Linked DNA regions of Homo sapiens: all the other regions are linked to region 1. The links are chromatin loops, found by intact Hi-C in ENCODE. Cell type or tissue: HepG2. All regions are shown on one strand. Links, peaks and the distances in the headings refer to the core of each region. The heading gives the core; the rest is flanking DNA.

Region 1 (5,547 bases), core at 181-5,180:
AATGGCATTTCAGGTTTCTTTCACCACAGGATCCTATTTTTCTTACTAATATGGTATGCCTTCTGTTGGTACCTATGACTCTTAATTAATTTTTGGTCCTGTTGAGATTTCTGGTCAAGAGAAATTCCATCCCCCCAACCTCCTCCTTGAGCTGTTTTTCCTATCCTAGCCTCTCAGGCACAGATCTAGCCATTTCCCCTGACTTTTAGACTGTTATGCAAGGCGACTACATTTAGAGCTGGTCACTCTGCATTTTGTACACATTGAATTAAAGATATAGCATAATACATTCTGGGCATGCACACCTGCACTCTCTAGGCTTTACTAGTTGCATGTTTGCTCCTTACATCATAGTTTTAGGTTTATCAAGCAATTGGCTTCCTCTCTTTGTGCCCCCAGGACAGCTGAGATTAGCAGGGGCCAGTGCTTCTCCACAGAATTTGAAGGAACTAGAGGTATTTTTTTTCTTAAGATTGCAGTGATGTTGAGGCAACCATTTTCTTTGCAAAGAAAACACCTTGAAGTGTTCTAAAAAATAATAATAATAAATAACTTTTATTTACTATTTTCTTAATAGATGAGAATAACTCAAAGTCACTAGCACTTGTGAAATGAACTTAACAAAAGCCACTATGATTGAGACCATCCTGGCTTACACGGTGAAACCTCGTCTCTACTAAAAATACAAAAAAATTAGCCGGATGTGGTGGTGGGCACCTGTATTCCCAGCTACTAGGGAGGTTGAGGCAGGAGGTGAACCCCAGAGGCGGAGCTTGCAGTGAGCCGAGATTGTGCCACTGCATTCAGGCCTGGGCGGCAGAGCAAGACTGTCTCAAAAAAAAAAAAAAAAAAAAAAAAAAAAGCCACTATGCACACATTATAGGTATTTTTAAATGACAGGCCTTACATTTTTTCCTGGAAAAAAAAAATTGTCTTTTAGCTGTTTGCTTATCCTAATTTCCCCCCCAAATCTCCATGATTGGGAGTTTTTCAAACTTAAAAAACTGTGACATTTAAAATTTCTGGTAATTTGTTCTCTTTTTTCTTTTCTTTTTTTTTTTACAGCCAAATATTTAACAAAAATTTTAAGTATAATGTAACATTTTATTATGAAAGAAACAACTACTGGAAACTAACTTGCAACAAAAACCATTCTAGTATCTTTGCAGTACCCTTAGGAGATACCTAATTCTTTAAAGAGATGTTTATATTAATGAACTGATTTTAGAAGACAGAATTTTTGAGATCGCTTTTAGATACCTACAAGCTATATTAAAAATCACCAATAAACAAATTAAGATTATCTTTGACCTCTGTTTTCTGTTGGCCTAACAAATGTTTTTGCAGAGTTTAGGATTGCTATTTTGAAAATGGGAACTTGTAATTCTAAAGTACTAACAATCTGAAAATGCAGGATTGCTGGACACTCCTATGTGGTGATCCATTATTAGCTTCTCCTCCAACTATATTTGCCTTGAACTTGAGAATCTTAGTTTACTGTTACTTTTACATTATCAAGTGCTAATGTGTGAAAGGATTTTATTATGCTTTTACTACTCATTTCATGATATGGTATCTTATTCAATATTCTTTCACAGACTTGGGGATATTAGATATCAGGTCAAGCATTATGTTAAAAGCTTAGGCCAATCTTTTTATATGACCGCAATAAAGAATATATTCATTTCACTTATATTACCACATGGCCCTCATAAAAGGTCAGTTTCAATTGAATATAAAATACCTTACAAATGGCAAATCATATGTCATCAACAACACACCTATTATGAATAATCTATTTTCAATTACCACCTTCCCCTCTTTAAAATATAACTTGGAAATGTCTTAGAATCACTAAGAGATCTTCATTATGTATTTTGTGCAAAAGACATAAAAATTGTATATTTTTCTGTTTTAGTCAACAAAATATGTATGGAGTAATCACACTTAAATTTCAGTTAAAACAAGTTAGGTGCATCAGATATTCAGACCAAAAAACATGAAATTATATTTTTTCCATTTTGTTGTTAACACAAAATTTAACTAATTAACTGAATCAGTTACTCGGCCTGGGCTATTGATGATGAGATAATATTACAAGAAGTTATATGTATACACATAAGCTGGTTGCTGTGATTTAGGAGTGCCAATTTATTCTTACTCAGAACATGCTTAGCAGTGTATACAAAGGTTTCCAGTATAACAAAGGGTTGACTATATATAGAAATATAGGTTAGAATGAGCTTAATTCTATGTGATAACCAAGGTTGATTTTTACAACTGGAATAACAATTTCCTAGAACAGAAAAACCTGTAGCATATTTAAAAATGAGTTTTAACCTTTCTAGCCATGATTTTAAAAAGCACAGTCTTGACAAAACTGCTTAGTCCCCTAAAGGATATATTTTCAAAAGTATGATCTTATGTTTGAAAAAAAAAAAGTCTAAAAATGTTCTGTACTTTAAAAGGCCCACAAAAAGTGTTTTTTTTTTTTTTCTTTTTTAAGTGAGCCTCTGTCACAATTACTATAATCAGGAAAAATGGAATACAAATAAGCAAGAGCAGGCTTTTTCCCAGTACGACACTTCCTACAGCTATCTTCATTCAGGGTGACAATTTCTATTTTAACCTAATTAAGTATAAGAGAGGACCAGTGTCCTAAGCCATAAGCCTGAAGGTTCCTGGAAGTACTGAGCTGCTCATTACCTCCCGGGCACTGCTGGGAGCCGCTGCCTGAAACTTCTGGAAGGTGCCACGGATGCCCAGAAGGAGGCTCTGCTGCACAGCGCCAGCCTGTAGGTGCACCACCTTCAACCGCATTTCAGCCTGGTTACTGTGGAATTGATTTTCACGGCTCATGACAGAAGCTGTTTTCAGCCCATGAAAAGGAAGTGGCTGGAGCTGATACGCCTAACACAAACAGCAAATTGCTCCATGGCTTTCATAGCATTCGAGGCCTGTTACCTTAAGGTTCTAATGGCCTTTTAACAGTGTTTCCAGCTGAGCAGCAGATGTAAAGGATACTGAACATTGAAAGCACTGTTCTTTTTTCCCCTCCCTGAAAGAATCATTGTTTACAGACATTGTACCAACACCATATCCTAGGACCTATTCACTGGCATGTTAGATTTGAAAAACTGAAACAAATTTCAGATAAATAGAAAGTATTATCAGTGCCATAAACCTACCACCTTACTGAGCTGTCTGTCCTATATTACCACCCATCAGGAACTGAGATCACTGAGGACGTATTTTCACCATTAATAGGGGCCCCCATTTGGTAATATCGCATCAGGGAAAATAATTAATGGAACCCTGTGAAACCTCTGAAACTCCTTATACTTTAAATTGATTGATTTTAATCCTAAAAATTGCTGTGTATTTCTGAAAATAACACATTTAACATTTAGAATTGTATCCTTTCTGCCTTTGGCTTCCCTTTCTGTTGTTCTGAGTGTTTAGTTTCGTCCTCTGTTGGTAAGGGTTGTGAAATGTTTGCCTTATAGGCAGCTATGGGCTTCCTGCATAGGGAACATGAAGGCCTTTAAAAGGTTTGGTCTGTTGAAAGAGGTTGGCATTTCAGTCTTGTGGACTTTTGGGAAAAAAATGTTAAACATAACTGAAGAGCCCTTGTCAAATTGGAGGTTTTTCCATTTTAAAAACTAGAGAAATAGTATGTCTTTTGATTTCACTTTGGTCCAAGCAGCGCCTCATATTTCCACTTTCCAGTGGTAACTAGCAGAGGTAAGAGAAAAACAGCCATGCGGGTGAGTCATCATTCCTCACTCCAGGAAATGGCTCATTTTACAAGCTTTTGGAAGGACCTTTGGGAAGTTGTGAGCTGCCACCATTTTTGAATTGAAAATATACATATGTTGCAACTCTGATGTAAAAGGCATATAGTTCCTTTTTCCTCCACCTCTTGGTTTCTCCTTCTCCTTCTCTTCTTGCTCATATAACCTGTGTAGTTTTCCGCAGGAGCTCCCACTTGATGGGTAACAGGAGAAAACATTTTAGTCTGATCTAGTTGAAAATGTAGTCTGATCAGTTTTGCCTTTCTAGCTGACAGTCAATCAAGTGGGATACTTGCTGTGGTGCAGTGGCTTTGACTCCTGGCTCCTCTACTTAGCCTTTTCTGAACCTCTCTGTGCCTTGATTTTTCCATCTGTAAACAGGGGTAATAGCAATTCCTATCTCTCATCACTGGGATTGTGCTACACGAATGAACACTTCTAAAGCTCTTAGAATAGTATCTGACAAGTACGAAAGGCTGTACACATGCTTGTCAATTAACACAGAGTAGAGGAGGAAATAAATCTCTTAGATTGCGGAGTGATAAAGGAGTGACTCTTTCTCACGAAAGAAAACTGAGGGTCCTAGGGCTCTGCCCATTTCCAGGGCCCTGCTGGCCTGCATATCTGGGGGTGGTATACTTTGTGATCTGCTCTTATTCAAGTTGGGAAGGACCGGGTAACTAGTCCCCTTCCTTTGGTATTCACCCTCACATTGGCCTTTCTGGGCATGAAGACCTCCTGAGTCACTGGTTTGTCACTCAACTGGCCTCTGGCCCACCTCCAGCCTTGATCACTTGGCATGGGGGGACCATGACAAGCCTCTGGTTTGCAACTCCGCTGCTTTCTGAGTTCTTCCCAGGAGGGCTCTAGGGATTGCTGAGCCAGACCAGTGCTACCCAGGTGAGGGGTGTAGCTCTCCCTCTGAGTACTCTGTGCCCCAAAGTTGACCCTAAAGTTGGTCCAGGTAGCCCACCAGGCAATCTCTTCACAGAATCCTAGGCAGAATTTGGGCCCCACATCCTGCTTCCCTTTGGCTTCCCAGCATTGAGGCAAAGCTCAGAGAGAAACTGGGTGTATTAGTTTGTTTTCACACTGCTGATAAAGACATATCCAAGACTGGGCAATTTACAAAAGAAAGAGGTTTAATGAACTCACAGTTCCACATGGCTGGGGAGGCCTCACAATCATGGTGGAGGGTGAAAGACACGTCTCACATGGCAGCAGTCAAGAGAAGAGAATGAGAGCCAAGCGAAAGGGGTTTGCTCTTATAAAACCATCAGATCTCGTGAGACTTATTCACTACCACAAAACAGTATGGAGGAAACCATCCCCATGATTCAGTTATCTCCCACTGGGTCCCTCTACAACCTGAGGGAATGATGGGAGCTACAATTCAAGATGAGATTTGGGTGGGGACATAGCCAAGCCGTATCACTGGGTGACTTGGCAAACCATTACCATTCTTCCACCTCCTTCCTTTGCACAGACCCCTTGGGCAGGGATGGGTTTGCTATCTCTTTCTCTTTCTGACTGGAATTCAAGCCCTTCTGCCACATTTAGAGACTTCTGCCTACTAAAGAGATGATGTAACAGACCCTCATGCCCTTAGAGGTGGAAACCTATAAGGAAATAAATGATTTAAGGAGCAAACAGAATGGAATCTGTTTTTAAAGTATTTGTAAAACATTATACCCATTACATAAACAATATGAAAACTTTCAAAGAATCTCTTGAGCATCAAGTAAATTGGAAA
Region 2 (5,547 bases), core at 186-5,185, 1.1 Mb after region 1:
TACTTTTTGGTTATTTAATAGAAAGCACTACTGTGAGTTGAATTGCGTCCCCCAAAAAGATATGTCGAAGTCCTAACTTCCACTACCTGCGAATGAGACCTTAATTGAGAATAGGGTCTTTGCAGATGTAACCAATAGGTCGCATAGGAATAGGATGAGCCTTGAATCCAATGACTGGCTTCCTAATAAGAAGGGAATTTGGACACGGAGACCCAGAGGAGGCACATACAGAGGAAGAACACCGTGTAAAGACAGAGGCAGAGATGGCAGTGATGCAGCCGTCGGTCAAAGGATGCCCAGGAGCCACCAGATGTTAGGAGAGAGCAGTGCACAGATCCTCCCTCTGAACCTCCAGAAAGAACCAACCTGGTCAATACCTTCAGACTCCGGGCATCCAGAAGTGTGAGAGAATACATTTCTGTTGTTTTAAGTCACCCCGTTGTGGGACTTTCCTGGCAGCCCCGGGAAACTACACGTGCGCAAAGCTAAGAACTGGAATCCCACGGGGAAATTCTTTCTCCATCCGTCACTCCCTGGTGCACTTTCTTCTCTGGCCCTCAGTGTTGGGAACTTTATCAGGAGGTTGCCTCCTGCACCTCGGGGTCCCTTGTGCTTCTCCCTCCTGTCTCTCTCGTAAGCCCATCCTCAGTCCTAGACTGTCTCGCCAGCTCCCCGTTCAATACTTCAAAGAGCAGCTGTCCAGGGTTGCAGCTGATTTTGCCTGACACTCTCCCAAAAGAGATTTGAGGGATTTCCTGATTCACTGGATGGCCAATGTCACCCTGAAGTATGAGGTTTTTCACAAATTAAACTGGAAAACATATCTGAAAATCTCATGCCCTGCCAGAACTGATTAAAAGTGAGAAAGGCAGAGAATAAAGTAACACAGAAGTGATCCTTGTCATTTTTGCCAGATTACATTTCCCCCATGTAGCAACGAGGTGTCTATCACTCCGGGATCATCCACTTCGAGGGCAGGCTGAGTGAAGGTCATTTTGGTTTTTATTGATTCTATGGCTCTGGCATTACTCATAAGGATTTACGGTATTTAACCCACCAGGAGAAGCCCTGAACTATAAATGACTCTCCTTTTGCCAGGAGAGCCTGCTGCATCATAAGTGACACCGGCTACATGGATTCCTTCACAGCCATCTCTAATGAAGCCCGCAGCCTTTGCCTCCGCACAAAAGCACACGGCCTCTCATTTCATGGGGCTGATCCCTCCTTTGGCTCTGAATCAGCACGAGGTTGTTTAGCTTACTAAGTAGGGTAATCCAGATACAGGGACAGAAAAAGAACTGAGTGCATAAGACTCATGCTGTTCCTTTCACGTCAGCATCCTCCAGGACCAAAACTGGGAATAAGAAAATGAAAGTCGAAGAGCATGAAATAGGGAAAATAGAAAATTAAGGCTAGGATTATTAAGGCTTATGAAGTGGTCTCGCATGTGTTACAAGGGGCTCAGGACACAACAGAGGCACAGGAAATATATTTGTTGAAGAATAAGGGAATGAATCAACTTTGAGAGCTTGTTTAAAACTTGTTATTGTTGTTAACTTTTTTTTTGAGGCAGGATCTTGCTCTGTGGCCCAGCCTGGAGTTCAGTGGTGCAATCACAGCTCACTGCAGCCTCAACTTCCCCAGGCTCAGGTGATCCTCCCACCTCAGCCTCCTGAGTACCTGGGACTACAGACGTGTGTCATCAGGCCCAGCTAATTTTTGTATTTTTTGTAGAGACCAGGTCTCACTATGTTGCCCAGGCTGGTGTCGAACTCCTGGGCTCAAGTGAGCCTCCCGCCTCAGCCTCCCAAAGTTTTGGGATTACAGGTGTGAGTCACTGTGCCTGGCCCATCATTATTATTTTAACTAAAAACTTTTCCTCCTCAGAAAAGAATTAAGGATGTTTTAAACACAGGGCTAATGTTTATTGACGGTGTTCTCACAACCAATAATTTGTGAACCCAGGACTAAAATGGGCTCAGAGGCAAAAAGAAAAAAATCAACAATATTGATCTTATCTTTATGGAAAATTTTGATATTTTATTTATCACATAAGCAAATGCCTCCCATGCCTCCTAGGCCCTGCCCTGTGTGAACCTTTAGAAATGTAAAGAATGTTTTGTTAAGGGGAGAATGTGAACATTCAGGTTTGAATTAACAATGAATTAGGAAGGAAAAGCCCCTTGGAACCAAGGAAGGAGTCTTCCACATGAGCTTGAAATGAAACAACAATCTCCACGAAGCAGTCTTAGTCTCACAGGAGGGATGATTTTCAATTCACAGACTTTTCTTTCCCCAGAATCTGGAAATTTGAGTTTGCCGCACTCATAAATGCTTTTTTGCACATATGTGCATGCAAAAGCATCCTGAAGCTTCATGACTGATAATTTTACTCTTCGTGACTGGTCATTGCCCCGAAATGAGTCAAGGACATGTCTGCAGAGAATATCAGAGCAACAGACCGAATCCCTTCCCAGGAGTATCTCCAGCCCCCGCTAACACCGAGCATTTATTGTTTGCACACTATTTTTAGTATTTGGACACTGACACTATCTGCAACTATTTAACCCTTTCTTTGTCGATATGCTTTGTCACTAATAGGCAACTCTGTCTCTATAAGGATAAAAATTACACTTGAAAAGATTCTACTAGTGGAAGCCCATGGTACTTATTCAATATATTCTGGATTAATCCATGAATTAACTGTAAATTCCTCTGCTTTGGCTTTTCTCTTTGTTGAATTAAAGTTGTTCCTGTTTTATCCTAAGCTCTCAGAACATTCCAAGAAATTTCCTTTTTTGGAAAAATATGGGCTCCTAGCAGTCAAGTGGGACTGGGATATGAAAATAAAATATTCTTAAATTACCACTACTATTATTACATTTATAAAACAAGTCTATTAACTGGTCTATATTTATAGAATCTCAAACGTTTGAAGCAGATAATAAAATTCACCCTGTTTCTCAATTTAAAATCTGCTAGCAAAAAGCACTTAGTCGAATTATTTCAAATTTGTCAGACTATAATGTCTCAGAAGACACCTGCAGGTCAATATTTTTCTGTCTTTCTTAACCTGACACCAAGTTTTATATATATATCTTGCCCTGTAATAGTATCTAATACAGGGCTGTGCTCCCTACTTTAAGAAAACTGAGATCCAAAAATCTGATTTTGGGGGGGAAAAGAAAAAGTCATACTTACTTTGCAAAAGAATTTAAATAGCAAGCTCCCTCTGAGTACTTAAAATATGATTCAATTTACCAAATCGTTACTAGTGCATGGCAGAGAATGTCCTGTTCATCTACTTTTATTTAGGGCTCCTCAGATCTAAGAACATGAACATGAAAGAACATGCCCATTGCAGAGTTACGATCCTTCTCTAAAAGGGGCATAGTGCCATCTACATGCTTAATGAAAAACACGTGGGTCTAAGTTTGCTAGAGGCTCAGGCAGACCCAGCTCTGGGAATCAAGAGGTACAGTGTAGGAAAGCTGTTCAGCTCTCTTGAGAACATCCACCTGTCAGGGCTGGCTCCTGGACATATGCGACAGGTTGTTGTTATTGTTGGTATCATTATTATTTTTGCTAAAGAGCACTGTAGCTTCCTAGGATTGCTACAACAAAGTACCACAAACGGAGTGGCTTAATACAAGAGAAATGTATTGTCTCAGTTCTGAAGCCTAGACGTCTGAAATTAAGGTAGCAGCAGAAGCATGCGCCCCCTGAAGGATCTAGGGGAGAGTCTATTTCAGGCCTTCTCTAAGCTTCTAGTGAAACTTCTAGAACTAGAAGCTTCTCTAAGCTTCTAGTGGATTTCCCAACAACCCTGGAAAATCCTTGGCTTGCAGCTGTAGCACTTGAGCCTCTGCCTTCCTCATCACATGGCATTTCCCTGCATGTCTGTGTCTGTGGTCTTGTCTTATAAGGACACCAGTCATATTGGGTTAAGATCCCACTTTATTCTGGTATGAGCCCATCTTAACTAATTACCTCTGCAAAGACGTTATTTCTCACCTTCCATACTGAGGTTCCTGGGATTAAGACTTCCAGGTAATGTTTTAGGAAACATAATTCAACCCATAACAGGCATTTATGAATTTGCAGACTGTTGAGGATGGGGGGAGTGTGAGTTCTTAATCTCATTACATGTTGAATGCTGCGCTATGTAAGATTCCTCTGATAGGAACCAGCATCTTGCTTCATGATGTTCCACTCATGTGGATGGATGTTCTGAAGTTTCACTTCTAACAAGAATCACTGGCCGGGCACGGTGGCTCACGCCTCTAATCCCACCACATTGGGAGGCCCAGGTGGGTGAATCACAAGGTCAGGAGTTTGAGACCAGCCTGGCCAACATGATAAAACCCGTCTCTACTAAAAATACAAAAAAAATAGCTGGGCGTAGTGGCGGGCACCTGTAATCCCAGGTATGCGGAAGGCTGAGGCAGGGAATTGCTTGAACCTGGGAGGCGGAGGTTGCAGTGAGCCGAGATCATGCTACTGCACTCCGGCCCGGGCAACAGAGCAAGACTCCTCTCAAAAAAAAAAAAAAAAAAATTCACTGCAATACCTATGTCACCCTTTGGCGTGGGAGGTAGGACACCATGGAGACAGGGGGAGGTCTTGATGGGAGAGTGAAGGAGGGATGAGACTAAGCATGAAAACAAAAATGAAGAGAGCTTACCTGGCAAGTAAGAAGTAAAGAGAGTGACACTTCCAGAGATGACTGTAAGCTTTGTCTCTCACTGCTCAACATCCTACACTTTCATCTAGTTCATTATTTTCCACAGCAGCCTTTCCACCCATAGCATAATACTAACAGGGGTGAACAGAAAGAAGCATCATGAGTATAATTTTCCTTTTTTCTTCTTCAATACCTAGTTTGTTTACATGTCATTTTGTTCGTTGGAGGTGAGCTCAAGGAACTGGGGGTGATGTTATATTTGAGCATTTCAGATGCACGATTCGAGAGTTCCTGAACACTGCTATCTGAACTGTAGTGTTGATCATGGTCTCTTGTTCTTCCCATATCCAGGATGGTTCTTCTGAACCACCCAGATCATGTTCTTCTCATACCCAAAATGGTCTTTTGGGAGTCCTGCTGATTTTTGATTGGAAATAAATTAAGTGACAAAGTCCAAAACCTCTGCAACTTCTTGTAGGAAAGATGATCAAAATGAAACAACTGTCCTGAAAGCTCCCCTAGTTTTCAAATATAACTTTTCAGGACTATGTGCTTTGATGGAGTATGATATACTTGACAGACAGATTTTTGGTCAGCATAATTTCCTTTCAGAAGTTACCCAGCCAAATATCATGACTAATAATTTCATACTAAAACAGAAATTGAATTTTTCTTTGAGATGAAAATGAATCCACTAGTATTTTTTAAATCACCTATAGACAGAAATTGATTTGACATAATGTAATATGATTTTTTAAAATAATTTAGGAATATGAATGAGGCCATTGGAAGTAAGGTCTTTCCTTTTGTTTTCCTTACTCACTATGATTTATTCAAAAGTGATGAAAAGGTACCTTGTTATC
Region 3 (5,547 bases), core at 126-5,125, 110 kb after region 1:
GGGAAAGTGTTTTAGGTGATTGTTATGTCTGTCAAGCTCAAATGCAGATAGAAATGTATTGCCTTAATTCTCTCTCTCTTTTTTTTTTTTTGTTTTTTTTTTCACTTTTTGCCCAGGCTGGAGTGCAGTGGTGTGATCACGGCTCACTGCTGCTTCAACCTCCTGGGCTCGAGATCCTCCCACCTCAGCCTCCCAGGTAGCTAGGGCTACAGATGCGTGCCACCATGCTAGGCTAATTTTAAATTTTTTATAGAGGCTGGGTCTCAGCATGTTGCCCAGGCCAGTCTCAAATTCCTTGGCTGAAGCAATCTTCCAGCCTAGGCTTCCCAAAGTGCCAGGATTACAGGCATGAGCCACCGCACCCAACCTAATATTCTTGTGTAGAAAAAAATAATAATAATAACTAATTGATTTTTCTTATGTCATCACATTGCATTACCTTTATTCTACTAGCTCTGTTACCTCAAGGAGGCCATAGAATCTTCTGTTACTCAACTTCCTCATCTGTAAAATGGGATAATCGTACATTCTGTGCCTGTGTATCCATGAGATTACAAGCTTTGAGTGACAAAAGTTATCTACTTAGAAAAATAAAATTATATATGTATATGTGTTTATAATAAATATACATATTTGATATGTGCAATAGTTGAATGTGCAAACTGCAATGGGGAAAATATTAAAACTGTGATTTTTCTGGACCTTAAATATAGTTAAGTATATTTTAAAATGCTTTTGAAACATGGAAAAGTTTTCTGAGGCTTTGGAAGTATGAATTCAAAATGGTACTGCTAATGAGAGTAAATATTTCAAGGTAATGTGAAAAGTCTGAGACAGAGGTTATTGGCCAGTAATTTACCTGGAGGAAGGCAAGGTAAGTCTGCAAACATAGAGCATGTGGATCTTTCTGTACTATGTCATTCTGTTCATATAATCTGAACATTTTTTTTAATCTCCATGCATTACTATCTTGAATAAACAAAATAATTAGGCAAAGAAAACATATTTTAAAAAGTTAAAACGTGTTGGAAGAGAAACCATCAGAATATAAGCTGTTATGCCTTCCCAGCCTCTGTATTAAACATGGAATTTTTACTCTTTACCCTAAGTCATTGGGAGAAGATGAAAGTTTTTTCAAAGGGGAAACTCAGGAACATGATTGTAAAGAAAATGTCTAGTTCCTAGAGAGAGCCAGTAAAAGAACATCATTCCACAAGTTACTGCCTCCAATTTAAAAACATCAAAACAGGATAAAGAGTGTCTCCTACTGAGCGGAAAGTAGAGACCAGAAGGTTTGTTGAAACCCCAGAGTGAAAACCACTTAGAGAATCGGAATCGTCAAGTATAAGGTTGTGAGATGGATTCAGAGACCAGACTGAAATATGTCTCTGCCAATCTGTGCAGTGAAAGTGGATGACAAGGGAGATGGGAGACAGGAGTCAGAGGTGGCAGAACAGGCATTGGCCTCCCTGAGAGATGTCCAGGGCGTGAGAGTGAATTTGTGAGTAGGTGACAGAGGCATGTCACAAAAAGCAGGCACAGAGAGCAATACAGAATGAGAGGTCATTTTACTGTAGCCCAAAAGTTAGTATGGTCCACGGATACCAGAGCCTATAAAATAATATCATGGATTTATGAAATATGAGAATTCTATTGTGTGCTGTGTGTGTAGATAAAAAAAGTAAGTGCCTACAAATTAGATGTGCAGCAAAATAGAATCTTTTAAGTTTTCTATAATTGATGTGTTTACTTTTGAATCCCCCACCCTTACTGGTAGTGATGGTTGGAGTGGGATAGAATTGATGTATGTTGATGAGTTATCAGTGGATTATTTTTCCTCCAAAGTCGCTTTTGGTTTCCAAACACTTTCTGTTAGAAATATATTCAATAGGTTCACAGTTCAACTCCTGATCAGTTATTTCTATCCTTCTTCCCTTCTGAAAATCTATGTTTGCAGGCAGACTTAGAGGCTTCTAGTGTGGATGTGGAAGCCTTTAACTCCGTGACCCCACTGTGTGGCCAGTGCTTGAGTTCTAGGGTATGGGCCTCTGGATCTATTGTGCAGTGTTTGGTCTGATTCTGTCCTCTGGAATCTTACTCGCTTTTTTTGTTTTTCAAATCTGCAAAACGCACCCCTCTCTTGCTGACCACCTCTTGCTTGGTGCTACGGATACCTCCTGAAATCTGGCTGCTGTTTATATTTGTTCATCAGCTCAAGTGGCCCATGCTTTAGCCCTAAGCTGCTGTGCCCTTGGTTCCTGTCACAGTTCAGACCTTATGGATTCTCCTTGCTGCTTGCCTGAAGCTCTGAAACTTTCTTGCCATACATAGGCCCTAGGAACCAAGATGAGTTTCCCGCTCAAACAGAGAAAATGTTCAAAACCCCATTGCTTCTGCCTGTTCCCACCTCATTTCCAAAAATTAGGCAAAAGTTGCAAAGCATCTGGCAGCCTGTTTTCCCTGTCATTGTCTCTAATTCCTTCCCACAAACCCCTAAGATGTATATTGCTCCATCCTGCTATGTAGGACTTATCCTGGGGCATAAAAACTTTCTTATCCAGAGAAATAAGCATCATGCCATAGATGTTCATAAGATATAGAACAGACATTCATAGCCATTATCTACAGGTTGCAAGAGATTAAATATTTCCTTTATTCATTTAAAAACGTGTATTTTCTAAATCTTCTATAATAAACAGGTACTATTAATACATATATTCATAAAAAGAAAAAGTGTTTACAAATTGCACAAAATAAGATGGAAAAGAATCCTGGTTTTTCTGCTTAAAGGAGTACTTCCTATTCTATTATGAGATGCGAGACCCTGCAAATGCTAACAGACAGAGATAAATGAAAGATACAGGAACAGCAGTAGTGGTTAGGCAGAAAAAAACCTGGACCTTAAAAACCCGACTTCAGTAAGGGCAAAAGGAGTTTCTAGAGTCCCTGGGTCCGTGCAGTCAAAGCAGATAATCACAACTGGGAGAATTTCAAGAGAAGACAGATTGTTCACTTGCAGGATTGCAACTGTTTTGTTTACTCTTGGTTGTTGATCTTTCACTTGTGACTGGATGATCATACAAAGACTCCAGCCTCAGTAAGTGATGAATTGTTAGTTGAAGGAGAACTGTGTTTTGTAATAAATAAGGTAACTCTTTCATAATCTCTGCTGTCAGGATGCTCTGGGGTATGTTTTGGGGTTCATTAGTTCTATAATATCTCTGCCAGTTCACCTCTACATGCCACTCCAAATAACTAATCAGAGGACAGCTTGTGTGCTTGCTGTGCAAGCTCAGTGGAAGCACTCAGCTCCTCAAACATCAGATTGTCTCTGCCCAGTTCTTCCTGGAGAGAATTTCTCAGTTGCCCTGTATTCTTCCAAGGTCTCTCCAGCATGTTTTGGTTCCTCTGAATGTAACCCTTTGCTTTTGAATTTCTGAGTGGTAGATCCATTTTACCATCTCCTTACAGTATTAGTACCCATAAAGACATTACCTGTGATTGAGTCTCTTTGATCAAGGGCTGTAAACCCATCCAAGGTGAGAATGTAAGGGTGGGAAAATCCATTTTTCTGTGACATCAGGACCAAATAACTGCAAAGGAAAGGTGCCCAAATATATTAAATATTGTCTTAGTGACTTTTACTAAAAAACATAACTGTGAGATGGAGTTCTGCTCGAGTACTGTCAGGCACTTAATATATTCCAAATAAATATGGCTGGAGTTAGATTGACTGAACTTATTCACAGAGGGAGAGAGTTTGGAAGTGACTTACTGATAATAAAAAAAAAAATTTTTTTTAAAGGGTTTGAGGTGAGGTCTTACATAGGAAAAGTCATTTTCTGATGTTCTAACTTGCTTTACTAATCTTCAGGAAACAACTGTGGTACATTTTGTCCTAAATAAATGTTTCTTAAAGGAGTACTCAAGTGGTTGTTAAAGTTTTAAGCACTCTGCATCTTTTTAAATAAATGCATTGCTTAGCAAGTACAAATGTGAGTCTCCCAGATTCCATCGCCCCACTGACTTCTGCCAAACAGTGCTAGTATTAATTTTTAGGTGAAAAGACAGGTCAGAACAGTCTGAATTCAACATTATACTGATGAACGACTATTTTTTAAATGGCTGCAAAATGTATTAGTATCTCTACCAAGACGTTTCATAAGTACTAAATAATGTCAGTAGGTTTTGTGTCTTTTTTTTTCTTTCCTTTTTTTTTGTTTTTTTTTTTGTTTTTTTTAAAATTATTATTATACTTTAAGTTTTAGGGTACATGCGTACAATGTGCAGGTTAGTTACATATGTATACATGTGCCATGCTGGTGTGCTGCACCCACTAACTCATCATCTAGCGTTAGGTATATCTCCCAATGCTATCCCTCCCTCCTCCCCCCACCCCACAACAGTCCCCAGAGTGTGATGTTCCCCTTCCTGTGTCCATGTGTTCTCATTGTTCAATTCCCACCTATGAGTGAGAATATGCGGTGTTTGGTTTTTTGTTCTTGTGATAGTTTACTGAGAATGATGATTTCCGATTTCATCCATGTTCCTACAAAAGACATGAACTCATCATTTTTTATGGCTGCATAGTATTCCATGGTGTATATGTGCCACATTTTCTTAATCCAGTCTATCATTGTTGGACATTTGGGTTGGTTCCAAGTCTTTGCTATTGTGAATAATGCCGCAATAAACATACGTGTGCATGTGTCTTTATAGCAGCACAATTTATAGTCCTTTGGGTATATACCCAGTAATGGGATGGCTGGGTCAAATGGTATTTCTAGTTCTAGATCCCTGAGGAATCGCCACACTGACTTCCACAATGGTTGAACTAGTTTACAGTCCCACCAACAGTGTAAAAGTGTTCCTATTTCTCCACATCCTCTCCAGCACCTGTTGTTTCCTGACTTTTTAATGATTGCCATTCTGACTGGTGTGAGATGGTATCTCATTGTGGTTTTGATTTGCAATTCTCTGATGGCCAGTGATGCTGAGCATTTTTTCATGTGTTTTTTGGCTGCATAAATGTCTTCTTTTGAGAAGTGTCTGTTCATGTCCTTCACCCACTTTTTGATGGGATTGTTTGTTTTTTTCTTGTAAATTTGTTTGAGTTCATTGTAGATTCTGGATATTAGCCCTTTGTCAGATGAGTAGGTTGCGAAAATTTTCTTCCATTCTGCAGGTTGCCTGTTCACTCTGATGGTAGTTTCTTTTGCTGTGCAGAAGCTCTTTAGTTTATTTAGATCCCATTTGTCAATTTTGGCTTTTGTTGCCATTGCTTTTGGTGTTTTAGACATGAAGTCCTTGCCCATGCCTGTGTCTTAGTAAATATAAGCAATAAAATTGTCAAAAAGATTATTCTTGGTGGATGAAGACGAAAATGATTTTTGGTTTAGTCACCACGTGTCATAAGCAGAGCTGAACAGTAAAGTTCATGGAGAATGTATGTTATCTATCCAGAGGAGATGTAAGAAAATCACAATGATGCACGGTGAGTCAACAGTTTTTAAAACACTACAGCAACGTTAGTGTTTTCACCTTTCA

What was found. Peaks named below come from ENCODE experiments on the same cell type or tissue, not always from the same donor. Only the 100,000 strongest peaks of a DNase experiment are listed, where the experiment ranks them.
Region 2: it touches region 1 in a loop (13-fold over the local background); 8 of 110 quality-filtered maps call a loop at or near these places.
Region 3: a loop joins it to region 1, with 4 times the contacts of the local background. A loop is called at or near these places in 2 of 110 quality-filtered maps.

The regions. Positions count from the first base shown.
Region 1 is chr13:93,245,956-93,251,502 of GRCh38, forward strand. All of the region lies in intron 1 of GPC6 (glypican 6), which reads left to right. Among named protein-coding and RNA genes, the nearest start is that of GPC6, 22 kb to the left of the region's middle. RefSeq lists enhancers at 2,269-2,770, 2,771-3,270. In HepG2, for the core only: a CTCF peak has its summit at 2,772 (motif pointing right); DNase peaks (open chromatin) are centred at 2,866 and 3,646; H3K4me3 peaks cover 1,380 bases.
Region 2 is chr13:94,342,182-94,347,728 of GRCh38, forward strand. The region is part of intron 6 of GPC6 (glypican 6); the gene reads left to right. Among named protein-coding and RNA genes, the nearest start is that of DCT, 130 kb to the right of the region's middle. RefSeq lists an enhancer at 1,835-2,433. In HepG2, for the core only: no CTCF peak of the experiment used is centred there; a DNase peak (open chromatin) is centred at 2,490.
Region 3 is chr13:93,358,898-93,364,444 of GRCh38, forward strand. All of the region lies in intron 1 of GPC6 (glypican 6), which reads left to right. Among named protein-coding and RNA genes, the nearest start is that of GPC6, 130 kb to the left of the region's middle. In HepG2, for the core only: no CTCF peak of the experiment used is centred there; a DNase peak (open chromatin) is centred at 3,034.